Regions from separate parts of the Mus musculus genome. Here region 2 is linked to region 1. The links are chromatin loops, found by intact Hi-C in ENCODE. Cell type or tissue: left cerebral cortex. All regions are shown on one strand. Links, peaks and the distances in the headings refer to the core of each region. The heading gives the core; the rest is flanking DNA. Region 1 holds the start of Rims3 (regulating synaptic membrane exocytosis 3). Region 2 overlaps Nfyc (nuclear transcription factor-Y gamma).

The links. Hi-C counts contacts between places; a loop is a spot of excess contacts. Peaks named below come from ENCODE experiments on the same cell type or tissue, not always from the same donor. Only the 100,000 strongest peaks of a DNase experiment are listed, where the experiment ranks them.
Region 2: a loop joins it to region 1, with 5 times the contacts of the local background. A loop is called at or near these places in 2 of 42 quality-filtered maps.

Annotation. Positions count from the first base shown.
Region 1 is chr4:120,852,140-120,868,298 of GRCm38, forward strand. Rims3 (regulating synaptic membrane exocytosis 3) reads left to right here and starts at 2,660. Exons shown (of 8, transcript NM_182929.3): 1 at 2,660-2,983. In left cerebral cortex, for the core only: no CTCF peak of the experiment used is centred there; DNase peaks (open chromatin) are centred at 7,905 and 8,208; H3K27ac peaks cover 2,025 bases.
Region 2 is chr4:120,784,380-120,800,538 of GRCm38, forward strand. Nfyc (nuclear transcription factor-Y gamma) reads right to left here. Exons shown (of 10, transcript NM_008692.4): 2 at 5,998-6,110. The coding sequence starts at 6,102. Among named protein-coding and RNA genes, the nearest start is that of Mir30e, 20 kb to the left of the region's middle. In left cerebral cortex, for the core only: no CTCF peak of the experiment used is centred there; a DNase peak (open chromatin) is centred at 5,856; H3K27ac peaks cover 735 bases.

The sequences.
Region 1 (16,159 bases), core at 6,765-9,264:
CATGGATCTGCCTAGTCCTGCTTCGCTACCATACTGTGTTATCAACGTGAACTTTATAATATGTTTTTTGAACTATAATTTAATTTTAACTTTAAAATTCTGCATGCTTAATTCTTCTATTTGGACTTAAGAGCCAACTCACTTCAATCTTCTGGAAGCACACACATAGTTTTGAGGGACCTGAACTTATACACAAAATGTACATTTGTATATCTCTTCAGAAAGGAAGTCCAAGGTTTTTCAACAGCAGGCAAAATGACCATGATGCCAAAGGTGGTGCCTGACTTACAGGTCGCTGCGACAGAGGAGAAGAGGAGAGAGAGGCGAGGAGAGAGAGGCAAGAGACTCCCCTCAGGCACTTTAACCCTCACAGTTCTGTGCTCTCCATCGGTCACCTCCCTCACTGTTCCAGATAACTCCCCCAGCCCTCCCAGTGCCCACTTTAATCTAATTCTTCTGCCTGCTCTGAAACAAGCAGCCTAGCACACAGACTCTGGTTTTAGGTCTAGATTAGACGGTAAGGACATTATCATTAATAAACAAATGCAATCACGAGTCTCAGCTGACACCTTGAGGGACCCAGCTTTCCACATCCCTGGGCCTCAGTTTACCATGTGGAGAAGGTATAGAATGGGGTGAGGGAAGCCCTTTAATTAGAGTCATTTATCTGGTTCTTTCCACCTTCCCACTCCTCATTTAAATTTTGCAAAATTAAGAACTTTCCAGCAGTAGCCGAGCCTGTGGTGCACACCTTTAATGCCAACCCTTGGAGAAAAAGGCAGGCAGATCTCCTGAGTCTGAGGCCAGCCTGGTCTACAGCGTTCCTTCCAGGGTAGCCAGGGCTACACAGAGAAACAAACAAACAATCCTTCCAGTCTGAAAGCAGAGCTGACCAGCCCTAAGCTCACTTAAACACAGCCAAGTTGGGACCAGGCAGGACTGTAGGACAGGAAACCTCAAGTCCTAAGCCACCAAGTCGTTTTAATTTTTTTTTAATTTTTTTAAAGGTTTGTTTGTTTGTTTGTCCATTTAATGTATGAGTGCTCTATCTGCATGTGCACCTGCATGTCAGAAGAGGGCATCAGATCTCATGGTTATGAGCCACCATGTGGTTGCAGGAAATTGAACTCAGAACCTCTAGAAGAGCAGCCAGTGCTCTTATCCGCTAAGCCATCTATCTCTCTAGAAGCCTAAACTGCTGGGTCTTAAGTCAGCACATCCATTTGAAGTCCATTCAGGCAGATGCCAAGCCTCGTGCAATGGTTTTTCTAGGTTGTCAACTTGACCTTATTGGGAATTAACTGAAACCCAAGTGGTATACCAATGAAGGAGTTTTCCCCCTTAATTAAATCATTTGAAATGGGAAGACCCACTTTTACCCTGGATCGTTTGAGGTTGAAAGATCCACTGTTGATGGAAGCAAAAAAAGCTTGCTCTCTTTGCATACTGGCCCTCACCCTCACTGGCAACCTCAGTCCGTCACTAACATTTGAACCCACTTCTTTGGCATTCCAGCAGATATTGAAGGCCATCTGGCCTTGTGGAGTGAATAACTCCTGAGTTCTTGGACTTTCCATTGTACAGCCATTGTTGGACAAGCCGGATCACATCCTGTAAGCCATTTTAATAAATCCCCTCCCACATGTGTGCGTGTACGTGTGTGTGTGCGTGTGTGTGTGTGTGTGTGTGTGCGTGTGTGTGTGTGTGTGTATGTGTTTCTTCTCTAAATTCTGTCCCTCTAGAGAACCAACAGTAATACAGGGTTCCCACTTGCAGTCCTATTGACACAGGGCCTGAGGACTCTTTGGTATCAGGACTGGCCAGCACAGTTCCAGGGTTGGTTCTTACTGGAAACCCCTCATAATTGCAGAAACTACGAGTAACTCAAGATATTGTGAAAAATCCCTTCAGGACAAAACTGTCCCCAGTTGAAAGGCACTGCCACAGGTGGCAAAGGAGCTAATATGGGTCATAGGCCCCTTACCTGAAGTCTGAAAGTATATTGGAAGTTCCTTTTTTTTAAACAAAGGACTTACTTTCACTTCGTGTGTGTATGTGCACACATGTGCTGGAGCCTTCAGGTGCCAGAAGAGGGCATCAGATTCCTTGGAGCTGAAGTAACAGTTGTCTGACTTGGGTGTTGGGAACTGAACTCTGATCTTCAAAAGCAGCACTCTTTTGTGACTCCTGATCTCTCTCTCTCTCTCTCTCTCTCTCTCTCCCTCCCTCTTTCCAGAAAATCTTTTACAGCAGGCACTTGAGCAAGTCATTTCTCCTCCGAAAGTTTCCCCCCTTTTTTTGGTCTTTAAAATGGACTCTATGTTTGTAAGGTGTTTAGCCTTACTGCTCACCATCTGACATTCCTTGATCTTGTTCAGAATAGATGGAGGCACCTGGGAGGTGCCCCCAAGGACAAGGAAGTTTGAGAAGGAACAGATTGTGTAGAAGAGTGGACAGGCAGGGGACAGGAGGAGCATCTTAGGGACTTGAGCGGCCCCCAACCCCTGATTCTTAGAGGTTCACTTCTTCCAGGCCTACTCCTCAAGGATACACCTAGAAGATCCAGATTCCAGAGGCCACGCCCACCTTCGGGCCCCGCCCCATCTGGCCCCGCCCCATCCACTAATCCCTCCCACCAGCCCTAGGCCCCGCCCCTGCCAGGGCCCGCTTCCTCCCGCCAGCCGTGGCTTGGGCTTTGCACCCGGCGGCGACTGAGAACTGTGTGGCGACTGCGGAGCCAGCAGCGCAGGCGGGCGGAGCGGAGCTGTCCGGCCCGGTGGCGGGCGATGCCCCCGTGAGTCTCTGTCGCTGCCCCTCCCCGCCCCGCGTCCCTACCCCTTCGGAGTCCGCGCCCGCTCGGGGCCGGGCCGCGCCTACCGCCGGGTCCGCGGGGCGGGGTCCCGGGGCAGCACCTGCCTCGCCTTGCGGCGCCACTCCGCCAGCGGAATCCCGCTCCAGGCGTGGACCCCGGCCCCACCTCGGGGTAAGTCAGCAGGCCTTGCGCGCCTGCGAGTGGGCGTGGGGAGGGGGCTGCGGTCAGGGCAGGGGACCACGCCGGGAAGGGGGGTTCCGGCCGGCCGCCGAGCGCTACGTAGGGATGTATGCCAGATCTGGGGGGCGGGGGGGAGGGTTTGGGGGGGAGGCTCCGCGATGCGCACAACCTGGGATGACTGTGGGGCGGGGGCTGAGCCTGAGGAAACCTGGAAAATGGGGTAGGAACCCTAGAATCTGGAGTACTTTGCTGACGCTCAGGGTTTCACCTGGGGCCCTGATCTTCAACAGCATTGCTTCGCATGGCATTTTTGCAAAGTGCTTAAAATCCCTCCTGGAAAGGTAGCCTGCCTTTCTCCCTCCTGCCTGTACCCTGGTTGGGAAGCGGCCACTTTTTCCTTCCAACGTGACACCATTGTACCCAGAGAAACACTCCCCTTCTTAGTAAAAAGGAGAGAGGTGGTGCTCACGCAGCTTCAGGGTGAAAGAAGGGGCTTCTGGGAAGCTGGGAAAAAGTGGTCAGGGGCACGATGGGTCACCCAAGGCTTCAAGGAAGCTTGGCAAGACCCTTCATGGGCTATTCTGGCATCTTGTTCATTTGGGAGAATAGGTCTCCTTGGCTGGCTTCCTGGTTGCCTGGATCCCAGGCCCCCATTACCTCTGTACAACCCAACCTCAAGGAGTGGGTTTCCCCTCCTAGTATCTCAGAAGCGAATGAATGGTCCCTCTATAGCTCTTGTAGTCCCTGGCTAAGGTGGGAAATGTTGTAGCTAAGCCAGAGCAACAAGGGGCCCTAGCTAGCAGTGCCATCAGGGGCCTTCAGGGCTTGGGCCTGGGGGAATTGCTGTGTCCAACCCTGTCTCTAAGGGTGATATCTTGGAGAGAGATGGAAGGCAGCTGCTTTTCCTATTGCTCTGTTCTCTGCTGGTGATGACTTCTCACTGGGTTTTGGGGCCTGAATGGTGGAAAGAGGGTCTTTCACCAAGGGATTGACAACCCATCTCCACAGTTGCTGCCAGCCACCAATCAGTCCGTAATCACAATCACGCAACTGCCAACTCTGTCCCCATAGGCAAGTGAAGAGGATGGCCCAGTGGGACACTCTCTGGGCAGGGGCCTGCTGGGGAGGGGTCCATGCAGTTTGTGCTTAAACCAGGTATTCAGGGACTTCCTTGGGTTCTCCAACCATCTGGCCGTTTACAAGGGATAGAGCCCCAGAGCTGATTAAACTTGTCTTCAAATCCCGGCTCTGCTACTTTCTGCCTATGTGATATGAAAGGAAGGAATCACCTGCTTTCTCCGAGCCTCTTTCGGCAAAACAGTCCTACGGTTTTAGGAGGAATAAATACAGTGGTAGGTTTGAGCAGCTTCTCCCTGAGCCCTCCTGAGCTCAGTGGGTAACTGCTGAACTATAAGCAACACTGTGCCAAGCATTTGCTGGGGCAGGCATGCTGGAGCCAGGAGCTGAGGACTCAGCAGGGACCTTAGTCCCTTCCTCCAGGGGATGTGCTCAGTGTAGGTGTTGGTGTCTTAACTGTTCTTGCTCCCTCTGCCACTCCTAGTCTCTGGACATTGATTGGATTTTACTCTTTGGAGCCCGGGCTTGAAGCTGCTGGCTGGCTGAGTACTCAGAGCTGCCGCTGCCGCTGCCTCTGGTTCTCTGCTGCTCACCCTGAGCAGTTTCTGAGCTGGGGGGGGGGGGGGGGGGGTTGGGGGCAGGGCTGTCAGGGGTCTGGGTAATATCTGTCCATAGCTAGTAGCTGGCCCTTTAAGGAGTGAAGAAAACAATTATCAGGCCTGGGCATTGCATCAGCTGGAGCCTGGAGGGTCTCAGGGGAGGGGGAGGGAGGCTGGTGGTTGATTTCATTAGTGCCATGCGAGATCTCTCACCTGAGTCTGCCCCACTCCCCAGCTGAAACCTTTTACCCCCAGGTGCTAGCCGCCCCAGGGCTCTTTGACCTCAGGAGCCCTACTTTGGAAGGCTTTTCTGTGTCCCCTACTCTTGTCAGGAGCCCAGGCACAGGGGTGTAGGGAAGTGCTGACTATGGCAATGGCTCTTGCCTCCAGCATTCTGCTGACTTGGGGTGCAGAGCACTTCTCCTACAGCAGTACTTTGCTGATAATGGGGGGGGTGCCTCCCCCATTTGCATTTGCCTGGCCTGGGGGTGTTTCTCTCACAGTGTGTACAGATGACTTGGCCACCGGCCTCTTTTCATGGTGGGGCTGTGTGCACAGGGATATCTGATACTGGATAGGAGCTCTGTGGGTGAGATGGATTGGTTTTGAGTAGTGAGTCACAAGGGTGTGGGGTCAGTGGCAGAGAGAAGACAAGGGACTTGGGCATCGGACAGAGTAAGGTTCATGTCCTCCACTTGTGACAACTACAGCTTTCCAGCTCACCTCCCTTGCCTCAGTTGGCTTTGGAAAGCAAGAATTATTGCTGGGCTTGGTGGTGCATGGCTGAATGCCTTGTGATAGGGAAGGCAGGGGCAGTAGGGTGGTTGTTGTAGGATTAGTCTACATAGCAAAGTCCAAGCCAGACAGGGCTCCAGAATGAGACCTTGTTTCAAAACTGAAACTCAAACCAGGTATGCTTTGCATCCTGACTGGCCCAGCTACCTAGAAGGTGCTTCTGGGTTAAGTGTGATGTCAGACTATGCAGCCAGCCTAGGGCAGGTGGAACCCTCTCCGGTGATTCTCATCCCTTGCAAGTTTGGACTCTTCACACTTAAGAGTTCAAGATAGCTGAATAGAAAGAGCTGAGTCTGATGGTACACTCTGTAATCCCAGCGGATGGCGAGTGACTAAACTGAGCCACATAACAAGTTGGAGGCCAGCCTGGGCTACACAGGACCCTGTCTCAAACACAAAACAAAACAACCCAGGGTACCTTTCAAGGTCACTTCACAAGAAACAAGAAAGGGAGGCAGAGGAGGAGGGAGCACTCTTGCCTCTGTGGTCAGTCCCCCAGGTGCTGTTGGTACACAAGCTGTAGGGACCAGGCAGCACCTTGCTCTATGGCTATCACTCTAGCAGGCTCATGGTGTAGAGCAGGTGATTACACAGGTGACGTGCTGAGAGCAAGGTTCATAGACCCACCACTGCAGGTTGCTCCCCTACTTTGAGGTTCTAGAAGGGCTGCCAGAGAGGCTATCCTCTTAGCTGAGCATGGAGGATGCCATGTAGGCAAAGATGCAAGGATGATAGAGGCAACAGTGTTTACAGCTCCCGGTGGTGTAGTGGAGGGGTGTGTGGCAGGCTCAGAGACAGCCAAGCTCCACAACCCTGGATTAGTGGGATAGGAGAGATGTGAGGATTATCCTGAAGCCAGAGGCAACCCCTAAAGGGTTTTAAGGATTGGAGACAAGGTCAGACTTCCAGAGAGTGTGTTTTGGAACCTATGGGCACAAGTGAGCCTCCTCGTGAGTGACCTTTTGTCCTCTCTTAGCCCCTCCCTTGAGTAGCAGCAGAGGTGGTACCCAGGGAGCCCTTGTTTATGTGTCTCTTCCCAGGAGGGAGGCAGTTCTAATCTCTCTAGATACCTCTCTGTGGGCTGAGCCACATCTCAGCCTTGTTGACCGAAGCTCAGCCCTTGGGACCAGGTTTTCCCAGCCTCTAGGGAGTCAGAGGGCAAGGTGTAGAGGTTTGAAAACTGCTATGTGTTTGAATCCTAACCCAGCAGTTCATAAGCAGAACAAGATGGTATCTAAACTTTAATGTCATCAACTATAAAACGGGAAGAGGAAAGTGAAAAATCTCACTGGAAATTGTAAGGCCTGTGTCAGGCCTCACACAAGGGCCATCGTGGGAGAAATCCTGTGCTTAGTAGGACCACGTACTTTTTAATTTTCTGCTGCCGCTGTCGGAAAAGAGTGGTTTTGAACAAGGGACCTGAGCTGTCATCTAGCACTAGGGTTTTCATGTTACCTAGCTCACAATCCAGAGAGGACGCTGACTTGAACATAGCTCCTGAGTGGAAGACATCAAAGATGGGGGGAGAGGTGAGGGGTAGTGACTGTCTGTGTGAAGGCAGAAGGGTATTCGTGTCAGTGAGGCTTACGTGGTGATTGCCCTATGGTTCCTCTGCTAAGTGCTTTACACGCCCACTCTCACCACTGAGGAAACAAGAGTCACCCTCTCCATCGCATAGGTGAGGGAGCTGAGGGTCCTTGACCACAGCCCCACAGTTTATCAAGAGGAAGACCTGAGTTTCAAAGACAGGGTATCTGTCTGGTAGCAAGACAGCAGGCCTAGGCTAGGAAGTTTCCACCTGGGTTAGGGGCTGTCTGAGCTGAGCCTGGAAGAACTTGGCATGCATGCATTCATTCATTCATTCATTTCATAGGCTCTTACTGTGTAGTCCTGTCTTGTGTGGCTGCTACTTTCAACTTGTGGCAATTCTCCTGTCTCAGTTCCTCAGGTGCTAGAATTATAGACATGCACTGTCATGCTTGAAAGGGAGAGCTTGGCTTTGCCCAGAGGGATGAAGGGCTACAGAGGAAGGGAAAGCTTTTATCTGGACATTTTCTAAGCCCAGGGTATGCGCCTTGACTGGGAGAGGGAGATTCAAGGCCAGATGCCTTTGGGGTCTGAAAGCCTTTGGCTTCATGATTCTGACAGTGCAAGCCCAGAATGGCTGGCCGCTCTACTCCCAGGTCCTGCTGTTGCCATGGCACCTGTGTTACACTGATCCCTCTCTTCACTACATTGCCCCCTCGCCTGTCTTCCCTAGGTCATCTCACTTACTCTTCTGAATTTAGTCATCTCTTCCATGTTCAGTACCTGGTCTTACTGCTCCCTAGACACCACCTAAGGATGGAACCCAGGTCCCCAGCTCCACCCACCTGCACCTGCTCTGCTTCCAGGGTCCCTGGCTTGTCTCTATCACCGTCACCGTCACCCACCCACTTGCTCAAGCTGGAAGCTGGAAATTCTCCTGGACACCTCCCTGTCCTCGCCCCCACAGCCAAGCATAACAAGCCTGGTTCTCCAGCGTTCCTCTCTCAGGTCAGGTCTGCAGCCCCTCTTCCTGCTCACACCCCCTTCCGGAGCAACTGCTCTCTGTCACCTAGACGCCGATGACAGCCTCCTGCCTGGATTCCTTACACTCTCATGACTGCCCCACTTGCTGTCATTTGGTAGGTGTAGCCAGCACGATCTTCTAAAGATAAATGTTTGATTGTGTCATTTCCCTGCTTAAAACTTCCAGGACTTCTTAGAATAAAATCCAGATTTACTGACGCAGTCTCCACTCCAAGGCCCCGTGTAATCTGTTTCTTACCTCCCCTTTTTACATCATCTTCTCCCATTCTTTCTTAACCTCCACGGAAGGAGGTTCACACATACTGTCCTGGATGCACACCCCATCCTGGGGCCCTGCTGACTCTTCCCAAGTGTTACCACAGCAGAGAAGTCTAAAAGTGGAACACTTCACATCCATGAGACCACCACCTCCTCCTCCTTTTCCTCTTTCTCCTCCTGTGTGTGTGTATCTCTCTGTGTGTGGTATGGTTCATGTGCATGAGTGTGCAAATACACATATCCATGATACGGTCTCTCAGTACACTGCAAGCTCATGGTCTTGGCTCTAAGCTGACTGGCCAGCAAGATCCTCCCACTTCTGTCCCCTAATCCCAAGCACGCACACACACATACACGAACACTCACATGCACACTCACACACACACACACTCACACAGCCTTACCTGGCTTTTTACGTGGGTGCTGGGATTTGAACTCAGGTCTTCATGCTTGCACAGTGAGCACTTAGAGAGACTGAGCCTCAGACCTAGTACCTTGTACTTCCTCATGACGCTTGGCACCCTTTATTTGCTTCCCATCCTCATTGCTCACCTGAGCATTCAGTGGGTCTGGCACCTGTGTTACCTAGCCCTGACACATAGTAGGTACGCAGTGAGTTGGCTGGTGCATGAAAGAGCAAGTACTTCATCCTGACGCCTCCTCAGTGGCCTCTCTACCGCCAGGCCTTCCTTTTTCAGTCTTTTCTCCACCCATCCCCAGAGTGATCGTTCCAAAACATAGAACTGACCTTATCACCCCCTGCTACTTAAAATACTTCAATAGCTCCCCATAGCCGGCAGGAAAAAGCCTCGGCTTCTTAGCATGGTATTCAAAGCTCTTTATGATCTGTACCCGACTCCCCATCCATCCCCACCTCTCCTGCTTCCGCAGCATGCTTTGAACACCTGGCTGTCTCTCCAGCAGGCCAGGCTGTTTTGTGCCTCTGTGTACCTACACTTGCTGTTCTTCCTGCTTATGATGGCTCGCCCGCCCCTCCCCTTGTGTAGGACTGTTTGCCCGTCCAGTGTGGTTACCTACCCTGCCCTCGCAGCATCAGTGTCAACACTACATAGGTGTCTCCTTCCAATAAGCCTGAGGCTTGGGTACAGTGTGTGTTTTTAGGGTGTTCATCCTTATATCTTCAGTAGCTTCTCTTCTGTCTTAATTAGGAAAGAGCAGGCAAGCCAGCGTTAGTAATAAAGGTTTGTTACAGGTAATGGGGTGTAGGGTATGGGGGTGTGGACGGATGGATGAACAGACATCACTAGTCTAGGGAGGCGGGACCTGGAAGGCCAGGAGAATTTGAATCTTCATTCTCTGCATCCTGCTGGCTGCCTTTGCCTATCTGTCCCCTGACTGGATTCTGGTATCATGACCCTGGATTCTGGCCATACTCAGAATTAGCACCTAGGGCTTGGCAGATCTAAGTCCAAATTCCCAGGAGAAGATCTGATTGGCTCTGAGGGAGTTAGGTGTTACTCTGAATCACTCACCTTTAATCTGCTGGGAGGGATCACCAAGTCAGACATAAACGAGGCTCCTGGAACCTCCTTCAGGGGTGTATGTGTCACTGTTAGCCAGGCAAGGGCTTTAGAGGATATCTGCTATGTATTTAAGGTGGAGCAGGCAGGTGGGCAGACAACCTTCTATGCAGACAGTGCCTAGAGAAAGGGGGCCTGGAATTGTGACTTAAAGGGAACTCATTCCAGGGTAATAGTGGCTAGGGCAGGCACGGAAGAACTTGTCACATGTGGTTCAGGGCCCAAGCACACATAGGATGGGGTAAGGCAAAGTCTGAGCACTTAGAACTGCATTTCATCATCGTCTCCCTCTAGTGCTAGGGATCAGTTTCAGAGCCTTGTACACACTAAACAAGTCACCATCTACCAAGCTACATCCTTAGTATTTGAACTTTTGAGACACCATCTCACCATTTAGCCCAGGTTGGCTTCAAATTCACATTCCTCCTGCCTCAGCCTCCCAACAGGCATTGAAACACCACACCAACCAGAATTATCTTCCCTCCCAAATCATACCCATCCTTTAAGACTGAACTTACAGTAGTATTATAGTATTACTTATATATAACACTTATAGTATTACTATTATATACATTATATATATAGTACAATATGATAATAATAATATAATTTCCTTTCCTCAGTGAAGAACCATCTCGTGGCTGTGTCACCAGCCAGTCATTGCTGACCTGTGTTGATTCTGCTCTTCCTGTTTTCGTAGTAATAAACTATTTGACACTTACTCTATACCAGGCACCATCCACACGGTTCCATTATGTTTTAAAGATACAGCTGTGCTGTTATTTCACCCATTTTGAAGACAGGAAAGCTGAAGTTTGGAGAGGTAGTGTTGATGATGCAGAGATGTTCTGCTGTATAACTCCAGGGCAAAACTCCTGCTCTTGGCTACCTGCTTCTGCCTGTTTTCTCTTTGGGGTTGTGAGAGCCCTGTAAGCATATGCCAGTACCCATGCTTCTGCCTTCCCCACTGCCCAACCTAGGATCACCCAGAGTGAGGGTGATGTCATCTGTGTGGGAGTCAGATCTCCTGCTAGTTGATCTGCCTTGTGGGGCTATATGACTGTGGGCAAGTCTCTTAGCCTGTCTGGGCCTCTTCTCATCTTAAAAATGCAGATTAAAATTCCTGCTGTGAGTTTCCTCTTAGTTGGGGGACTATAGTGACAAATTATAAATATATAAATAGGAAAAAGTAACCCTGAACAATTTCTCTTTTAGAAATTTGTATTTATTTGTGTGTGTGTGCGCGCGCGCGCATGCACAGTAACACACATGTGGAGGTCAAAGGACAACGTGTGGAAGGAAGTTCTCTCTACCTCCCACCATGTGGGTCTTAGGGATCAAATTCAGGTCATCAGGCTTGGTGGCACCTTTACCTGCTGAGTCCTCTCATCAACCCCAAGTGGAGCAATTCATATAAAATGGTTATTCCAGAATGGGTGGTGGCAACAGGGTGCCAGCCGGCTGCTGTGCTCAGCTCCTTTGAGAGGAAGGCAAGGTGGGTGGGCTTCCCATATGGTAGAATGGCACCCTTAATGGGACCCAAGATGGTGTGCAGGGACTCCCAGATCTGCTGTGGTATAACCTCAACTTACTTGGTGAGAACATTAATTTTATCTCAACTCTAGCATGTCCAGGATCACCTCAGGGAGAATGAGTTTGTATCGTTGTGAATGCCTCTCAGAACTCTCCAGTTCCTCCCCACTTTCTCTCAGTAGAGAGAGCTCTGATAGGGGTGAACGCTGTGGTTGGAAACTCCGTGTCCCTGAACTGCAGTAACAGATCTTTGCTTGTTTGGTTTGGTTTTTTGAGACAGGATCTCATGCTCCTAGGCTGACCTGGCATTTACCCTGAAACCCAGGTTGGCCTCAAACGTCTGGTGTCATACTGCCTCCACCTCTCTGGCGCTGGGGTTACAGTGTAAGCTGCCAGGTTAGTACAATTAGATTCGTTTCTCTTGAGTGGGTGAGTAGGTGATTGGGCACATGCCACCGTGTACGAGTGGAGATCAGAGGACAACTGTGCGAGTCAGTTCTTCTCCGTCCATCACGGGGATCCCAGAAGCTGAACTTCAGCCATTAGGGTTGGAGGCAGGGGACTCACCAGCCCATAACATTGTTGTTCTACTTTACTTATGTTTACAGTCTTTTCCTATTTATTAACGGTGATATTGACTTTTCTGTTTATAGTAGCAACAGATTTCTATTGAAAATAATTCATTTAAGTTGAAAGTGTCAACTTAAAGAACATAATGGACAGGAGACTGGGGTTTGGCAGGAATCATCAATGTGGTACACTGATGTGTGGAGAGTGTGGTACACTGATGTGTGGAGAGTGTGGCACACTGATGTGTGGAGAGTGTGGCACACTGATGTGTGGAGAGTGTGGCACACTGATGTGTGGAGAGTGTGGCACACTGATGTGTGGAGAGTGTGGCACACTGATGTGTGGAGAGTGTGGCACACTGATGTGTGGAGAGTGTGGCACACTGATGTGTGGAGAGTGTGGCACACTGATGTGTGGAGAGTGTGGCACACTGATGTGTGGAGAGTGTGGTACACTGATGTGTGGAGAGTGTGATACACTGATGTGTGGAGAGTGTGGCACACTGATGTGTGGAGAGTGTGGCACACTGATGTGTGGAGAGTGTGGCACACTGATGTGTGGAGAGTGTGGCACACTGATGTGTGGAGAGTGTGGCACACTGATGTGTGGAGAGTGTGGCACACTGATGTGTGGAGAGTGTGGCACACTGATGTGTGGAGAGTGTGGCACACTGATGTGTGGAGAGTGTGGCACACTGATGTGTGGAGAGTGTGGCACACTGATGTGTGGAGAGTGTGGTACACTGATGTGTGGAGAGTGTGATACACTGATGTGTGGAGAGTGTGGTACACTGATGTGTGGAGAGTGTGGTACACTGATGTGTGGAGAATGCAGAGTTGTGGTGGGGCAGGGAGTCAGAGCTGTGCACCTTTTGCCTACGGAATCTTGGAAGTTGTCCCTCCCATCTGCCTAAAAATATTGAAGGTTTTTCCTGTTGTGTTGGCCTGCTCTCCTCTGCTTGTTCTGTGCTCAGGCTCTCCTCCTCCTCTTCTTCCTCCTTCTTCTCTTCTTCCTCCTTTTCCCCTTTCTCTCCATCTTCTTCCTCTTCCTCCTTCTCTCCCTCCACCTCCTCTTCCTCTTCCTCCTCCTCACTCTCCCCTCTTCTCCTTTTCTTTCTTTTTGGTGGTTCTGGGGATCAAACCCAGGTCTTCACACATGTTTTCTCACTTGGGCTGTTCCTTGATTTTATTTTGGGTTTTTGTTTGTTTTGGAGGAGTGGTTATGCTTTGAGACTCTTGCAATGATCTTACTGCAGACAAGAGAATTTGTGTGTGGTCCCCAAAACCTGTTTGAAAGGGCCTGTTGGTGTTGAGATGTCTGGATGGGGTCAGGAGAGACTCTCGTTCCATACCAGGACTTGGGATAGAGTGGTAGATGGGCTCCAACATCATGGTCCTCCTGTCTCCATACACAGCATTGACTTTGGAGCTCCCTAGGAGCCTGGAGCCCCAGGCTGCAGCGAGGCTTTGGGAGTTGCAGGCAAGGGAAACAGTCCTCAGAGCTTCGTGTCCCAGAGCTTGGAGCCCTTAGGACAACAGAGCTAAGGGGCTTTGGATTCTTCAGGGGCCCCATTTCCCAACTCCTTCTTCTACACACCTCTTTGTGCCTGTTTGTCCCTGAGGGCTGAACTGCAGCGACCAAAAACACCTCAGAAACTAGGTTTTTCTACAGGGCTCAAGTCCAGAGCAGAAACTGCAGAAGGGAAGGAGGAAAAAAAAGAGAGGGGTCTGTCTGTGTCCTGCCTAGTCACATGCATAGCTTGTGTACCTTGCCCTGGCACCAGGAAAGTAGGAACCTGGGCAGAGTGTGGGTGTGTGCTGTGTATCTATGGAGAGAGGGGGTCACTGTCAAGACATATTGTGTGTGTGTGTGTGTGTGTGTGTGTGTGTACACGCACGTGCAGATCTAATGGGTGGGATGTGTATGTATGTCTGTGGTCATTCCATCTCTGATGTGTGCAATGGGTGTCAGTGATGCATAATGATGTGTGTCTGTGCACATGTCTGTGCACATGTCTGTGCTCTGTGAATGCTTGTGCTTCATGCTTGAGTGCCCTGTTATGGTAGCTTGCATGCTGGGTGTGGTTGTGCTTAATGTTTGTGTATGTGGCCTTCTTTGAGCAGTGTGTGTCTAGCTCTGGGTGAAGGTGTTTGTTTCACAGGCCTGGAAGAGACCTGGGGATGAAGGAAGAGAGGCTGCCTCTGTCTGTGACCAGATCAGCTGAAGCCATGCTGGATATGAGAGGAAAGTCCCCAGGGTGGGCAGTGGGCACAGCAGCGGCGCCTTCCGGCTTGGTGCAGGGCTGGTAACTGGAGCCCCTTCCCTCCATGAAATATTGATCAGCTTGGAAGGCAGCCCTGACCAGGGGAGGGGCAGGCAAGGAGTGTACGCTGGCCGCTGTCCTTGGTGCTGCTGATGCTGTCCTGCTGAGCCTCTTTGCTCAAATGGGAGCTACCTAAGGAAAGGCTTTGAGCCGAACACCATTAGCAGTCCCTCTGCCCCCTGATGAGTTTGCCTGTCTCTGCCAGGACACCCTGTAGGTTTTTTTCTCCCTATCTACGATGGGGGAGCGTGAGAAGCAGGTGAGTGTCTTACTGAAACAGATATCTTTCAGGGTGTTTGCCCTAGGTTGGTCCGAGTTTACACATGTCTATAGTATTCACCAGACTGTTAGTAGCACCCCTGTCTATTCTCACAGGGGTCCTGGTGACGATAAATGATGTGCATACCTGCTGTGAGACAGAGTCAAACACCTATTCCCTTGTACCTCTGGTCTGCCTGGGAGTTCTGTGGCCATGTAGGCAAACTTTACATGTGCTTGGGGGTGCAGAAATTGTTTTTTCAGTGCTGGGCTGAGATGGACTAAGTGTTTGGGAGCCTCATCCTACTGCATCCCAGGCCATCCCCAGAGTATCAGACCCTTCCCTGCCAATCCAAATTCTACCTTTCCTGTTGGATGTGGTGGTACCCAACTGCAATCCTAGACGTTTGTGTAAGAGGTTGCAAGGCCAGCCTTGTCTACGTAGCAGGGCCCTATCCATCCAGCCAATTAATCAATTAGTGTCCCCTTTGGCTTCTCCTGCTTCTGAGGCAGACCTCTCTGTGGTCTCTACAGTGAGGTGGTGTAGGATTGTCCACCTGTATTCTCAAGTCATCTTCTCTGAGTTTACCTTTTTTATGCCTTTATCTAACCTCAGCACTCTGGAGGCAGAGACAGTCATATATCTGAGTTCTAGGCCAGCCTGGTAGACAAATCGAGTTCCAGGACATCCAGGGCTACACAGAGAAACCCTATCTCAAAACAGAACAAAATAAAACTCAACCAAACAACATCAAAAGAGAGAGAGACAAGAACTCACTCTGCAGCACAGGTTACCTTGAACTCATGGGATTCCTTGTGCCTCAGGCACAAATGTTGGAATTATAGGCCTGAACCACCATGCCCATTGTCCCCTGAGCTCAGTGGATCTGCTTCCTGCCCAGTGGCTCCTATACCCATAAACTGCAGTGTTGGCTTAGACTCCTTGTGACCCATTTTCGCTTTGGCCAGGTTTGTTCTCAGGGACCTCAGGCTCTGCGGATGGCACCTTACATCTCCATCTTCCCTATAAATCAGCGTGGAGTCCATTTACCCCCTTCTCCACAATGTGTGCCTTTACTCCCTCTAGTGACTCCCGAAGCCCCTCCCTGACTCATGCCTACCCTTTCCCCTTCCCTCATGCAAGGCAGCAGTCTAGTCCTTCCAACCTGTATGGAGCAGCTGTTCTCTCCACCAGCCTGTTTCTGATTCTTCACGAAGTGCCAGATTGATCTCTGGAAAGCATGGTGCTTGAATCGTGTTAGATTTCATTCCTATGGGATTAAGAGACATGCTTCTTAGCTCTACAGTCAGGGCCCCTCATTGACTGCTTGTAAGCACTCTTTCCAGCCCCCTCTTCCCTGTTGTGTTTACCTTCTCTTCTGCTATGCTCTGCTTTTGAGCCAATGAACATGCCTGTTCCATGGACCTTCCCAGTGGTCCCCACTCTTTTCCTGTCTTCCCATTCCCACCCATCTTCTGCTCTGCTCCATACTTCTTCCTGATGCTCTCTCTGGTTCTCCCCATCCTACAGTGTTCTTTCTTTTTACGGAGCACCCAGAGTTTTCCCTTGGCATCTCTGGTCCATGAGTCCTGAGACCATGGTCCACAGGCCAGTAGCAAGCTGGTGAAAACTACACAATTC
Region 2 (16,159 bases), core at 4,742-7,241, 70 kb before region 1:
GGCGAAGGGGAATGTTTAGGGAGGTCTAGAAGCAGTGGGAGGGAAGATCTGGGATGGATATGATCAATATACATTGCATAAATGTGTGAAATTGCCAAAAGATTTTTTGTTTGGTTGGTTTTTTGAGACAGGGTTTCTCTGTATAGCCCTGGCTGTCCTGGAACTCACTTTGTAGACCAGGCTGGCCTCGAACTCAGAAATCAGCCTGCCTCTCCCTCCCGAGTGCTGGGATTACAGGCGTGCGCCACCACGCCCGGCTGCCAAAAGAATTTTTTTAAAGATTTATTTTTTTGTACATACTCATGAGCATCTGTGTATGTATATGTCACATGTGTAAGACTGCCTGAAGGGGCCAAAAAAGGGGCATCAAATTCTCTGTAGCTAACCTACCCAACCTTTTTCTTTTGTGAGGTCTCATGATCCCCAAGCCTTGAAGTGTTCCTCTCCAAAAGGAAGTATGTGGGGGCTGCTGGAAAGAGCACAGCTGCTCTTGCAGAAGACTCAGGTTTGGTTCCCAGCACCTCATGGCAGCTCACAAGCATCTTTAACTCCAGTTTCACAGGACCTGAAGCCTTCTTCTGACATCTACAAGGACCACACATGTACCACCCATACATACATACATGCAGGCAACACAAAACACTCGTCTACATAAAAAAATATTAAAAACATTTTTTAAAAATGCACTGTGTGAAAAACAGATCATAACAGGGAGTTCTGTCAGGGGTGAGGTTCCTGACAACAGGGTAACTATTCTGACAACAGCTGAGTTTTCTAGACTTCCATTCCAGCTTTCTAGAGACACATAAGAGCCCAAGGTAAGTTTGCAGAAAAGGAGGTCTCTCTACTACAGCTTACTGAATCCCCACACTGACTTAAGTCAGCAGGCAGCGCTGTGAGAGTGGAAGCACTGACTCCTCCCAGCTGACCTGAGGAAGGACTAACCCAAACTCTTCCTCTGCTCTTTGGGAACTGGATGAGTAAACCGCAGAAGAGTATCTTTGAACACTCTGGTGCTCTGACTACGGTCTGAGAACTACACGTAAATTACTACTGTGTTACAGTGCCAAGTTTCAGGAGACTTGAAATTACTCAAGTTGAAAGGCAAAGAAAAGTCAGTAGTGGGTTCTAAGCTACACTACAGAATCGGGAGTTTTAAGTAACAGAAATCTCCTTACTAAGCTCACTGGGACACTCCAGAAAGTCAAGATTCTCATCCTTCTGAAAGTAATAATTCTAATGGTTGGCTTCATTTTAGAATTGTCTAGGGGAAGCTTTTGAAAATCAAGTTGCCTGCACTCTGCTGCAAACCGACAAAATAGAACTCAGGAATCCTGAGTAGAATCCTGACATCAAGGTTTTTTGATTGGTTTTTTAAAAATTCCCTTCATAACTGTCATCAAGAGTGAGGGTTATGGGTCACTCTGTAAGTCTGCAAAGCACAGATGTACAGAAAGAGATTATAGCATTTGGCCTATATGGGCTGTTGTTGAAGAAGGGTCTCATCATGTAGCTCTGGCTGGTCTAGAACTACTATGTAGACCAGGCTGACTCTGGACTCAGAGATACACCTGCCTTTACTTACCCAGTGCTGGGAATAAATGAAGCTACCATGCCTGGCCCAGTACCTATTTGTTTTATTTATTTATTTATTTATTTATTTAGTTAGTTTGTTTGTTTGTTTTGAGACAGGGTTTCTCTGTGTAGCCCTGGCTGTCCTGGAACTCACTTTGTAGACCAGGCTGGCCTCGAACTCAGAAATCCGCCTGCCTCTGCCTCCCAAGTACTGGGATTAAAGGCGTGCGCCACCAGGCCTGGCTCTATTTGTTTTAAAGATTTATTTATCTTTATTCATTTTGTGTGTATGAGTATTTTCCCTGCATGTATATCTATGCACTACGTAATTGCCTGTTCCCCAGAGACCAGAAGAAGGTGCTGTATCCCCTAAGACTGAAGTTATAGATGGTTATGAGCTGCTGCTATGTGGATGCTGAGAGCTGAATCCAGATCCTCAGGAAGAGCAGCCAGTGCTCTATACTCTGAGCCATCTCTTCAGTTCCCAGGGCCTGTCTTTTAACAGTCTATCAGTCTCCCATGTTCTTGCTTGGTTACACAATTTGACTGTCACGTTAGAAATACCCATCAGTCTTCCATGTTCTTGCCTGGTTATATTTGGTTAATATAATTTGACGATCATGTTAGAAATGTCTTTGTCCAACCTAGAAGTGTTCAGCATGAAAAGATGGAACTTTAAATGACTTGATTACTAAATTACAGCTACCGAAGGTTGAACCAGACATAGAAAGTAAGTCAGGGGAAGACTAAATTTCTCAAGAATCAGGATCCTCGCCATTTGTCCAATCTACTCTCCCAAAGACTAAATTAGCTTTCTCCTCTCCACTCTAAAAGAGGTCCTGATGATTATAAAACTCAATGACAAGATGTCTACCATGACTTTACATGGTGCTAAATGCTTGTAATTCTAGTGCTTGGAAAGCTGAAAGGACCCCACCCTCACCCCACACACCCCACAGAAGTGAGAGGGATAGAGGGTAGAGGGAAATCTGGATTTAAAAGAGTATGAAAACCTGTTATTACCTGTCCCTGGAGTCTAGGTAAACAGGAATATACAATGTTTTATGTAATCACTGAGGGACATGATGATTTGCTAGACTTTGTAACCAACTTCATCCCTATCTGAGCAACTGGATTTATGGACAATTACAGAGCCTTTTAGAGTACAGAATAGGAAGGTCAAATTGAGATGAAAGATAAATTTCTATTACTTGATTCACACTAAAATGACTAAGGACAGGTATGTTCAATACATCATGAAATATACCACCTGTCAAAGTACAGTTACTTGCTTTGGAACAACCAGAATCTCAATATAAACACACATCACTTTTACAAATAGTCCTGTTCTACTTATACTTGGATAATTTATGCATAATAGGGTTTTAAAAATCTGCTCAGGCTGGGCGTGGTGGCGCACGCCTTTAATCCCAGCACTCAGGAGGCAGAGGCAGGCGGATCTGGCCAGCCTGGTCTACAAAGTGAGGTCCAGGACAGCCAGGGCTATACAGAGAAACCCTGTCTCGAAAAACAAAACAAAACAAAACAAAACAAACAAACATAAAAAATCTGCTCAACATTTTAAAAGGATCTGACACGTTTGGGAAAGTCTGCTATCAATTTGATGTGGTGACACTTCTGTAAGTCCAGGCTTTAGGAGCAGACGCTGGAGGACTGCTGCAAGTTCAAGGCCAGTCTACACAGTGCAAATCTAGACTGATCAGGGCTGTGTAAAAAGATCTTGTCTCAACTCCCTTCAAAAGTCTAATATTAAGTACCACTGAATTCTGGAAAAATACAAATTAAGTGCTGACAGGCTGCAGAGGCAGAGGTATAGTCAGAGAAATATAGGCCTTCATGTGCTGCAGGCCTGAAAACTAACCGCAGGTCTCACTCTTAGAAAGGAAACAAGCACCCCAACCCTCTTGTGAAAAATTGCAACTAACATTGCTCTGTACTAAGTCTGAAGGGAGAAGTCTGGCTCATTCAATTATTCATTATGCAATTATATGCCAGTCATTCTTTCAAGCAGATGTTACAGCACAGTAGAGATCTAAGGAATTGAGCTACATGGGAGACAAGTTTATTTAAGTCAATGGAAGAACAAGTAAAAACAACTTCCTTCTTCCATTTCTTTCTCTTCACCTACATACAAAAATAGAACCAGAAGGGTACTCGTATTGCACCAGCCTGATCTAAATCAAATAAAGCACAGAAAATCAAATGAACATAACCACTAAATTATATACGAGATGGCTAATCTTGGCTATCAACTTTACTGAATCTGTTATCAACTCAAATACAAACCTGCTGAGGCACTCCTGTGAAGGATTTTCTTGATCAAAGAAAAGTATTTGAAGCAGGAAGACCCACCCTAAACTTGGCACTTTCTGGTAGCAGCCTACACAAAAGTACATGGAGGAAAGAACCTTTGCCTTTCGTCTGTTTGCCCTCACTGTTAATGGCTAGTTCATCTAGCTACAACATTTCCTCTGCTGATATGAGAACCAACTTCTTCATGATTCCAAGCAGGACTGAAGCCCAGCAGCCCTCCAGGCCTTCAGCACCATTATTGGGTCTGATTGAGCCAGATTCTTGGCTTCTCCAGTGTTAAGACACTCACTGTTGGACTACCTAGGTTGCATCCTATAAGCCAATCTAATAAATTGTGTGTGTGTGTGTATGTGTGTGAATCCTGATTATTAAAATTAAAGATTATCTTCCAAAAATTTGTGCAAAACACCCTAGACTTCTGACTTTATAAATTTCATTGCCATGCTCTCTGTTTACTCTATCTGAAACAGCACAGGCAGAATACTGAAAAGAAACTTCTGGAAATTCATGAGCACAGGCCACTCAGAAATTATTGAGCCAAGCTCAATAATTCAAAACCCACCTTATGTGAACAAACAACACCCAGTGGTACATTCAGAACACTAATTACCCCCATGCTAATACCTGATAAATACTCAATGGGTACTCAATGGGTACTCACAGTACCAAGTTAGTTTAATTTTTTACTTATTTACAGTCTGTTTTATGAGAACACATTTTCCAGGAGGTCAATGATCTAGTCTGTTGAGTGTTATTATTAGAGTTACAAAACACAGCACAGAACAAAGGTAAAATATGAATCTGTTGAGAAAAACAAACAAATCAATCTTGCTCACCGCTAACCCTAAGACATTAGCTCCATGTCAGGACAAACAATCTGGCATCTGCTCGGCCAGAATGCTGATGCTGTCAAGGCAACAACGGCACAAGACACAGGGAGTTCCTTCCATACTTGCTAAGACACAATGTTTTCTGAAAATACTTCTGTTTTATCACACCTTTCTCTTGCTACTACCTCTGTACCACATACTGCATTCCTACCCCAATCTTTACCATACAAATCTTTTTGTTTTTCCTCTAAACATAGGTCTTTTCCTCTAGGACTCCAAGCCTTTGCATGTGCTTTTTTTGCTTCCTAGCATAGAACTATTTCCCCATCCTATCCATGTGGCTAATGGTCATATTTTAAGACCCAATAAAAATAAACACACTATTCTTTTTGTTTCTTATTAAATTTTATCAAAGCTCAAGTTATCAGGTTGGTAGCAAGTACTTTAGCTGCTGAGACATCCTATATGCCATTGTTTAAAGCCTTCTCTAGCTCAACCAGAGAAAAACAGGCACTACACTGTCTCCAGACCTCCCACAGTACATTCCCTTTCATTGCTTGAGGACTCACCACTATTACTTTGTCCTTAAGTACTGAGTGAATAGCTACTGAATAATATTACTCTAGCTGCAATTAGAAGATGGTAAGCTCCTCAAAAATGTGATTATATCTGATTTTTCTATGTTCACAGTTATCAACAGAAGAGGATTTTAGCTCAAAGGGACATCTGTTAGTCTATGAAGTTTGTTTTTGGGGTTTTTTGATCACAGTTATGAAAAATTGCTATTGGCAGTTGGCTAGACCCTTAGAACAAAGATCCCATAATGCTGCTACTGAGAAACCCTAATCTAAGTATGTTTTAACTAAGTGTATCTAGTACTGTAAGTGCTAGCTCACAGCAGATCTCCTGCTGAATAAGCTGTCCAATAATTTTTACCAAAATTATAGAAATTTGGTACAGCCAATAAACTAGGCTATAACGAAAGGAACAGGCTGTGAAACTACCATAGGAAGGCACAATCTCTGCTTCTCTCTATAGGCTAAAGCACAGTTCCACATGAGCCTGCCTCCAAGCAGAACATCTAAACAGATGGCCACTGTCACAAACACACCTTGGTACTGCCTCCTACAAGTTAAATTCTATTTTTATTTCCCAACATTCAGGTCAGGAATACACTACGCCTGAATATGCTTGAAAATAAAAGTGCCCGAGTCTTGTTTCTACTGATCTGCTTTAGAAGCTCCTTGTTTTTCCTTACCACTGTTAAGTTTCGGATTTCTTCCATGACTCTGGGCCAGAAGGACTGGAGGCTTTGCTGGGCATCACTGCTGCTGGTACCGCCAAACCCTCCTTCTGTGGACATTTTCACAACTGAAAACACACAGACACAAAGCACATTAGAAATAATAAAGTCATACTTTCTCACCAGGCTAGTTACTTATCTTTTCTCAGCTGTTTTCACTGGTTTAATTGTTTCATTCAGTGTTAAGGTCTGTGCTGTGCTGATAGGCTTTATTACATCCTCACAGAAGACATTTGAAGCAAAATTTTCCTAGATTACATCACAGACTATCAAAAAGTTCCAATTTAGAAAATCAAGTATTGAGCCAGGCAGTGGCCATGTATACCTTTAATCCCAGCAGGGAGGCAGAGGTAGGTGGATCTTTGTGAATTTGAGGCCAGCCTGGTCTACAGAGTAAGTTCCCGGACAGCGAGGGCTACACAGAAGGAAGAGTAGTAATATGAATCAGAAGTTAACTTCCCATGGGAATATCCCCACAGAATGGGAAGGCATTCTGTGGTCCAGTCTAACTGATAATCTTCAGCATCATTGTCTTCAAAGCTCTCTAGGTTACCTGTAGCTGCTCATACTCCATGCCACAGCCTGCAGATAGGGGATTGATGATAAACACAGAACAGAAGGCTAAAGGGTTTTGGAAAATAACAGTAGTGGTTACACTTATTAATTTTTATTTATTTGTTAGACACTTGAGATACTATTTCTCTGAATTTCTGATGTTATTATTCCTTCTTATTGCCAATAAATCTATCTTAAATAAAAACACTGAAAGTGCTAAAGGTACAACGGGTAAGTAAGTGGTAGTATGAAGTCTCTGAGCTGAAACTGAGCACTCCCTAATAGTTTCCTAATTCCAGCTTTGCTTTGGCCAAATCCCAAACACAGTACACCAACAATTAGAAGCTTTAAAGATAGTTGAAGCCATAATCCTACTACGTCTGAGGTGGAAGCAAGATGAGGAGTTCAAGGTCAGCTTTGGCTAAATAGTTTGTCAGCCTGTACTACATGAAACTTTGTTTTGTTTTGTTTTTCTTTTTTAAAAGAAAAAAAGGGGAGGATAAGATGGTTCAAAGGTATTGGTAAAAGGAAGGAACTGCTTCTTCAAGTTGTCCTTTGACTTTCACATTTGTGCTGTAGCACACACACATACACAGAAAATAAATGTTGAGGGTTAAAGAAAAAAGATAGGTGAAAGAAGTGGTGAATTAAAATCATGATAAAGAGAGGAAGGTCTGAACCAACATTTTTCAAACTACTTTGTAATATAGTAAGGGAGATGAAAACATTCCCTTGCCGGGCATGGTGTCACACACCTTTAATCCCGGCACACTCAGGAGGCAGAGGCAGGTAGATTTCTGATTTTGAGGCCAGCCTGGTCTACAAAGTGAGTTCCAGGACAGCCAAGGCTACACAGAGAAACCCTGTCTCGAAAAATCCAAAAAAAAAAAAAAAAAAAAAAGAAAGAAAGAAAGAAAGAAAGAAAGAAAGAAAAGAAAAAAAGAAAACATTCCCTTAGTAGCCAGAAAGAAAGAAAGAAAGAAAGAAAGAAAGAAAGAAAGAAAGAAAGAAAGAAAGAAAGAAAAGAAAAGAAAACATTCCCTTAGTAGCCAGAACTGTAAATAATATTGTAAAGCATTTTTTCTTTCTTTTTTGTTTTTTGGATATTTTCTTCACTTACATTTCAAATGCTATCCCAAAAGTCCCCCATAACCTCCCCCCGCCCCCCCTCCCCACCCACTCCCACTTCCTGGCCCTGGTATCCCCTGTACTGGGGCATATAAAGTTTGCAAGACCAAGGAGCCTCTCTTGATGATGGCCGACCAGGCCATCTTCTGCTACATATGCAGGTAGAGACACAAGCTCTGGGGGGTACTGGTTAGTTCATATTGTTGTTCCACCTATAGGGTTGCAGACCCCTTCAGCTCTTGGGTACTTTCTCTAGCTCCTACATTGGGAGCTCTGTGTTCCATCCTATAGATGACTGTGAGCATCCACTTTTGTATTTGCCAGGCACTGGCAAAGCCTCACAGGAGACAGTTATATCAGAGTCCTTTCAGCAAAATCTTGCTGGCCTATGCAATAGTGTCTGCGTTTGGTGGCTGATTATGGGATGGACCCCCGGGTGGGGCAGTCTCTGGATGGTCCATCCTTTCGTCTTTTTTTAAAGCTAGTTAAAAACACTTACCTGGTAAGTTTTTAAATGAAGGACAAGAAACTTTTGGTTATCTAAGGAATTTCAATTGCAGGGAATTACTTGAAAATGTCTAATATCCCAGTGACGGGGCACTGGGAAAGTGCTATGTAAGCTATTTAGAACTAATTCTGCAGGGTTAAAAGAAAAGTACCAGAGCCAGGTATCACATGAGCAAACATGTAATGCACTTTCTTTCATTCTACCTCCCAGGAGGTCTCACTATATACCTCTGACTGTCCTGAAACTATGTAGACTAAGTTGGCCTCAGATATGCTAGAATTAAAAGCATGCTAGGATTAAAGGTATGAGACAACACACTAGGCTTCAAATATGTAACTTCCTAGGCTTCATGTACGTACAGCTGGGTAGGCCATTCTCCACTAGCAGAGTGGAATGTCTGGTAAATCTAGGTTTAAACTGTGAGGATGCTTAAGTCATGCTAAATGTTTGCTTAGGACTACATAACCTACCTGATCCCCCACCCCACCCCACTTCCTTTTTAAAGAAATGAGTATGTACAGGGAGGCATGACAGTTAAGACTTCAAAGCAGATTTCACTCTGGTGTAATGGCATTAGTGGACGATGATGTAATGGGAAAAATGGTTGAAGCCAATTTCTGATGCTGGAGGGTTATAAAGAGCTCTATACATCAACTCTTTTAGTATCTGGGAAGCAATGTTGTCTTAAGAGTTTTTGGAAAGAGTTAAAAAGAGGTGTTGAATCACAAATGGAAATGACTAGATAAAAATCTCAAGTCCTAAATACCTACAGAGACCCCATACAACACAGTTCCATTGCACTTCACTTATTATCACAGGGCCTCTATTGTACTTCAAATGTACCCAGAACAGAGAAATCATTAGAAAAAAAAAAATGTTTTAAGACAGTCATTGCACATGGTCCAGGCTAGCCCAGAATGCTACATATCCAAGAATGACTTTGAATTTCTAATCCCCTTGCTTTTATTTCCAGAGTGCTGACATTATAAGCATATGTGACCTCATCTAGTTCATGTGATACTGGGGACCAAACTCAGGCTTGGTGTTTACCAGGTAAACATTCTACTGAGCTACACCTCCAGCTCCATGGAAAGAATTTCAGTTTAGTTCTATTAATAATTTCCTATGAAATATTCATGACAAGAGAATGATAATCAACCTTTTGTTAAACAGGCAAAAATTTTAAAACATTTTTCTAGCCAGATGTGGCAGTATACATCTGTAATCACAGCATTCAGGAGGCTGAGGTAGAGGACCGAGTTCAAAACTAACCTAGGCTATAAAAAATGATAGTAGTGATGAAGAAATGGGTATGTGGTTCAGTGGTAAAGCACTTGCCTAGCATTCACCTAACTCTGAGTTCCTTACTACCACACACAAAGCTATCATATTTAAAGCAAAGTATGGTGGCTCATACATATAATCTCAGCACTTAGGGTCTGGAGAAGGATTATCTGGAGTCTAGAGGTCAGTCCTGGCTGCTGAATGAAACCATATCTTAAACAAGCAAGCAAAACAAAAAACAGAAAAACAGAAACAATCTAACTTTTGTTGCAGGGAACCATGGCTAGGTGTGATCTTAGCACACTGCTGTGCAGACTGTTACCCAGTGAAGGGAGAATCCACACTGCTATTGTAATGCCTTTTCCTTTACTTGACATTGGTGACCAGATTTCACTGGAGCACAGACACCTGTGAGATTTAAAATTGGGTAAGCTTTAACTGTTTCCTTCAAAACACATAATATATATTATAAGGGTACATGGACTGGCTTTAAAATTTACACTATACCTCAAGCAATATAGCTCATAAAAATTTTGTTTTCAGTATTTACTCACTGAAGTATAATTTAATATTAATGTAACACAGACAGCCTAACTATAAACACAAACTAATTCTGCTGGCTAAATACTCAAAAGGGAGTGGGGAGGAGTAACCTGAATTACTTTAGTAATTAATTAGCACATAAACGACAACTGAATTGATCTTGCTACAAAATTAGCTCATTTATAACCTCTACACCCCATGGAAAACCATGCAGGGTTCATCTGGGTGATGAAACATACATTTAAATTAGAAGAATTACTCCTAATACCAGCATTTAGGAGGCAGAAGCAGAGAATGGGAAAGTTTAGGGCAACCTGGGCCACACAATGAGGCCATGTGGGAAGTCAGTGGGAATTGGGAGCTTTAGGATTCTTTTCATTCTATGTTAAGTCATTGTCTACCACTGGACAAAGCTATTTATATAACAAAGACAAAAATAAACTGTCTTTAGACCAAACACATTAACTTACATCACTCTTATGAAAAATGCAATATAGAATTTCTCAGATTTAATTCATTATTGATATTCAATTTATTATTCATGTTCATTAATTACTTTTTAAGTACTTGAATAAGACTTGTTTAATGAGATGAAGTACTCAATTGTCATTTCTGGAAGTATTTTCAACTCCCAATATCTATTAATTTGTCTGATTTTAAATTAACTGATTTTATAAACGGTTTCCTTTCCAAAGCTAAAAAGGAAAGACTCAAAGTCCATCATGAAAATATTGTTTCTGCAATGCTCAAATCAGACTTCTCTAAACAGCCTCAACCTAGTAGTAGGTCCTTGAGTCTGCTGCTTGTATGAGCCATCTCTGGTTCCCTCATAGCAACTAGCAGACGGCAAGGTAGCCACTATGACGGGCGAGAGTCATTGAGCAGTATGGCCTAAGAAAGGGAAGCCTGAACAGCTTGACCTGAGAGGAAGGATTGCCTGAATAACCAAAGAGAAGTGGTTACATAGGAATCTCAGAATAAACGGTTTTCTCGGGCTGGTAAGATGACTTATCAAGTAAAGGTGTTTCCCTTCCTGAATACCAAGTCTTGGTAGTGTGGCACACCAATCTCCAGCAATTGGGAGGTAGAGACAGACAAATCTCTGTTGAGTTTCAGACCAGTGGGAAAATCCACGTGGCTTGCAACCAACTCCCTGTTAATTCTAGCTCCAAAGGATCTCTTAAAAAACAAAAAACTACCTGAGGTGAACTTCATATAAAAGGAATAATAGAAAGGACCACACACATCCAAGAATTTTGCCTTGGTTGCTGTAAAGCAGCTGTGGATGCAGAAGCACAGGATGCATGTCCTTAACAACCATTAATCATTTTAACTTAGAGCCTCTTTCCAAAAGGCACTTAAAACAGACTCTGGTAAGGAGGAGGGGCAAACACCTCTGTCTGGCTTACACATTACCAATAAAGTAAGAAACTGCAACTGGGCTTAGTAGTGCAGATCTGCAATCTCAGCAAGAGGGAGGCCTGCAGCAAAAGAATCACGAGTTCAAGTCTTGCCTGGGCTACAGAGAGAGTTTAAGGCTCTGTTGAGGCTATGAAGGTGTGGGTTAATTCATTGTAGAGGATTTCCCTAATATTCATGAGGTCTAGGTTCACAGTACTCTGTTTTTAAAGATTTATTTATTTATTTCATGTATGTGGGTACACTGTTGCTGTCTTCAGACACACCAGAAGAGGGCATCAGATGCCCATTACAGATGGTTGTGAGTCACCATGTAGTTGCTGGCAATTGAACTCATGACCTCTGGAAGAACAGTCAGTGTTCTTAACCACTGAACCATCTCTCCAGCTCCTCACAGTACTCTTATTTTCAATCTAAAAATGCAACAAAAAAGCTGGAAACAATGATTCAATTGAATCATTAAGAACAAACAGGTACTTATTAGCAAATAACACCTGTTACTTTGTCATTCTTGAAGAAAAAGGAACTATGCCTGCAGTCTGTAAAAGATCTCTAAAGTGGAATGTGCCACCTTGATGACTCTCTTGGAAGCCCAAGATATAGCTCAGTAGTAGAGCACATCAGGGAGCAGCAGGGGGACAGTTCTCTTGCATTGTCATGGTCTTGATTTTGACTGGAGCCATTTTCATCAAATCACCATTAGTGGTAACTAGTTATGGTATGGGATATACCAAAACCAGCCTCATAATATGAGAAATAAAGCCAGGCTACCTGGCTACAGAACAAGACCTTGTCTCGAAAATAAAAATAAAAAAAAAAAAATAAGTGTTCTGCTGCACACCTGTAATCCAGCACTCAAGATGATGTCAGTAGGAGGTTTACTCCAAATTGGAGGCTATAATGAATTTCAGTAAGTAAGGTAAGATAGAAAGAGACTTAAGGCTTGAGTGGTAAGACTATTCAACAATTGAGGAACTTGCTGTGAGCCTAGCAATCTCAAAATCACAACCCCACCCTTAATGACACAACAAAACTGTTAGAGGAAAACATAAACCCAATATAGGAAAACATACTCTCTCCACATTCAAGGCAGAGGTCAAAAGGTTAAGAGTTTCAGAGATCTTGAAAGTAATCTGGGCCATACAGTGAAAACCTATTTAAAAAACAAGAACAAAGTGGCCGGGTGTGTGGCCCACGCCTTTAATCCCAGCACTTGGGAGGCAGAGGCAGGTGAATTTCTGAGTTCGAGGCCAGCCTGGTCTACAGAGTGAGTTCCAGGACAGCCAGGGCTACACAGAGAAACCCTGTCTCGAAAAAACAAAACAAAAGAACAAAAAAAGGCCACTTCTTGATCAATAATGTTTACTGCTAAAAGGCTGACCAAACCTGTTTTTTTTTTTTAAATAAAAAAAACTAAAAACAATGCTCTCCCTATTAAATGTAAAAAAAATCTTAGGCCTTTACTGTGAAAAGCAATTGTATGTGTTGGTACTAACACACACACACACACACACACACACACACACACACCCCTGTATGCTCTAAGTGTGCAGTGTTGATCCTCTGGAACTGGAGTTACTGCTGCTATGATCTCCCATGCAAGTGCTAGGGACACAACCAGGAATCAAGTCCTCTGAAAGAGCAACGAGTTCTCTTAAGCATTGAACCATCTCTACAGTCCCATATCATTCCTTATTAATGTCTCTAATCCAGCCTGCATAGGTCTTTTGGGCTATCATCTTCAACCATTCCAGTGCCTCCAACTTAACATAAACCAAGACATATTTTCTGTTATTCAAAGCACCTATCTTGCTTGGGTAGACAAGACAGCACAGTGGATAAAGTAATGTGTCACCAAGCCTAACAACCCGAGTTCGATCCCCTGGACTCATATTGGAAGGAGTACCAATGTCCACAAGTTTTCCTCTGAAACACACATACACACAAATCAACCAATTAGCCAAGTTAAAAAAAAAAAAAAGTGAGGGCTGGAGAGATGGCTCAGCGGTTAAGAGCACTGACTGCTCTTCCAAAGGTACTGAGTTCAAATCCCAGCAACCACATGGTGGCTCACAACCATCTGTAATTAGATCTGACGGCCTCTGGTGTGTCTGAAGACAGCTACAGTGTACTTAGACATAATAAATAAATCTTAAAAAAAAAAAAGTGAGAAAGTCCCTATCCCCACTCCTTTTTGGTCATTGTTCTTACAGCACTGTGGAGCTTTGAATGTTATGTTAACATGGGGCTGGCCTCTAAGCAACTACACAGTTCACTGCTTGCCTAAACACTCATTTGCATCAGTTTCCTAAGGACTAAGATTACATCTGGGTTCGGACTCCCACCCCAACTACCCATGCCTGTGTATACTAGGCAAGTGCTCTACCACAGAGCCCTGCACACTTTTTTTTTTTTTTTTTTTTTTTTGGTTTTTCGAGACAGGGTTTCTCTGTGTAGCCCTGGCTGTCCTGGAACTCACTTTGTAGACCAGGCTGGCCTCAAACTCAGAAATCCACCAACCTCTGCGTCCCAAGTGCTGGGATTAAAGGCATGCGCCACCACGCCTGGCACCTTTTTACTTTTTGACCACATCTTCCTGTCACTGTTAAAAGCACTTAAAGTTCCAGCTTTGCTTAAGTATTCAATGACCAACCAAAACTCTTCAAGTGTTACATTTAAAACAGCAACTGAGCAATGAAGAGAAAATGTTAATCTGAATAAGCAGATGAGGAAGAAAGGAAGTGATGAGACAGACTACTTTGTGCATGCTATGTTAGATAACCATCTAAATTGCAAAGGAAAAAAGAAATTGAAAACTAGAATTTCTAAACAATTCTACCAATAATTTGCTTCTCACATAAAGATGAACCTTAGAATATGCCGTTATCAATCACCTTGGCTAAAAATCATTTCAAGCCTTCAGTTTCCATCATAAAACCAATCACAAACCGACAACTTCAGAAGGAAAAAAAATAACACTGTTCTACAAATTAAGAGACCAGTTTGTGGGGGCTGAAGAAATGGCTCAGAGCTTACGAGCACCTGTTCTAGCAGAGGACCTGGGTTCAACCTCCAGCATATACATGGTGGTTCACAATTATATGTAACTTCAATTCTAGGGGATCCATCATGCACATACAAACATGTAGGCAAACACTCATACACATATTATAATCTGAAAATCAAAGAAGCTGAGAGAGACAGACTTGTTAGTATGCTGGTCTACCACATAGACACCACTACAAAAATGGAGTCTTACTTGACCCAACTGACTACTATCAAGATCAGCTGAGGGTTTGTCTACAATCTAGTGTTGGATTTGGCTATATACATTCTCCTTAAAGATCTGCTCACAAGGACATACTTTTAAACTGGCAACAGAGGCACATTTTCTCCTTCAAAACCATGTTTCTGTTTGCTATCTACTATAAGATGAAACAAGGGCCAGATCATATAGCTAGGTTTTAACAGGAAAAGAAAAAGGTACAGCAACTAGTACATACAATGGAAGTGACATGATGTGAAGAAGGTATTTTAAGTTTTGTTGCTGTGGAATAGAATATGGCATACATATTTTTTACTCCCCAACTTTCCTCACCCCAGCTTCAATCATACCAGAATGTATGACAGTAATGCCGTATGTAGTATGCACTACCGTAAGTAATTTGTAGGACGATTTAAAACAACTAAAAATTGAGTGAAGAATGTTAAAGCATGAGCCTAACAACTACTGCCCCCAAAGTAAATATGATGCGTGGTTTGGTTTTGTAAATGAAATTTCCTTGAAGATGCAATTCTCATTTGCTTGAGCTCTCTATGGCTTTCAAAAGAAACCACAAGGCTTGCAAATCCTAAAGTATGTGGCCCCTTAAAGAAAAGGGGTACTAATTAGAGCAATGTCATATGCTCTATTCACTCACCACTTTCTTTCAAAGAACCCGGGATGAAGCTTTTCTGGAGCACACAGCTCTTCTGTGGCTTCCATGACTCCTAACCTGCCCAGCCTTCATTAGAAAGTAGGCTGGGCCTGCGTCCTCTGCCCCACAGAAGTAATAAATGTACTGTCTTTGACTCTCCAGGCAAAAGAGAATAAATGCATTGTTGCAAAAGAATGTAGAGCAACTAGTTTTTCAGGCCTTGACACTAAAGGAAATCCTGACATTAGCTGGAGAAAGATCAAGGCCTATGCAGCTAGGTTGTGTCATTTTGCTTCCTAGGCCATCTGAGATTTACAAATAAACTTTGCCAAATTTCTGGCAAGATTTCTGTTTCCAGAATTAAGAAGTGTGATTCTGAATAGTATTTAAAGATGACAACTTTGGAATTTTGGAATTTACAAATCACTTGACACAAACATTACCTTTAGTACATCTTCATTTAGCTCAGTGATAAATTTATCAGTATCATTCCAATTTTACACAACTAGGCATATTAAATTACTTAAGTTTCCAACACAGTGAATAGGATAATTAGATATTAAGTACTTAAGTTTCTCTTTCTTTTCTCTCTCCCCTTCCCTCCCTTCCCCCTTCCTCTCTCCCTCCTCTCTCTGCTGTTTTTAGGTATATTTTCAAAATATTCAAAGACAGTCTCAGCATGGGATTGCTGACTTAAATCCTTAGACCAAACATTCGTTTTTCTCCCAGCATCCTTGTAGCTTCCATTTCTCTGTCTCCTTCT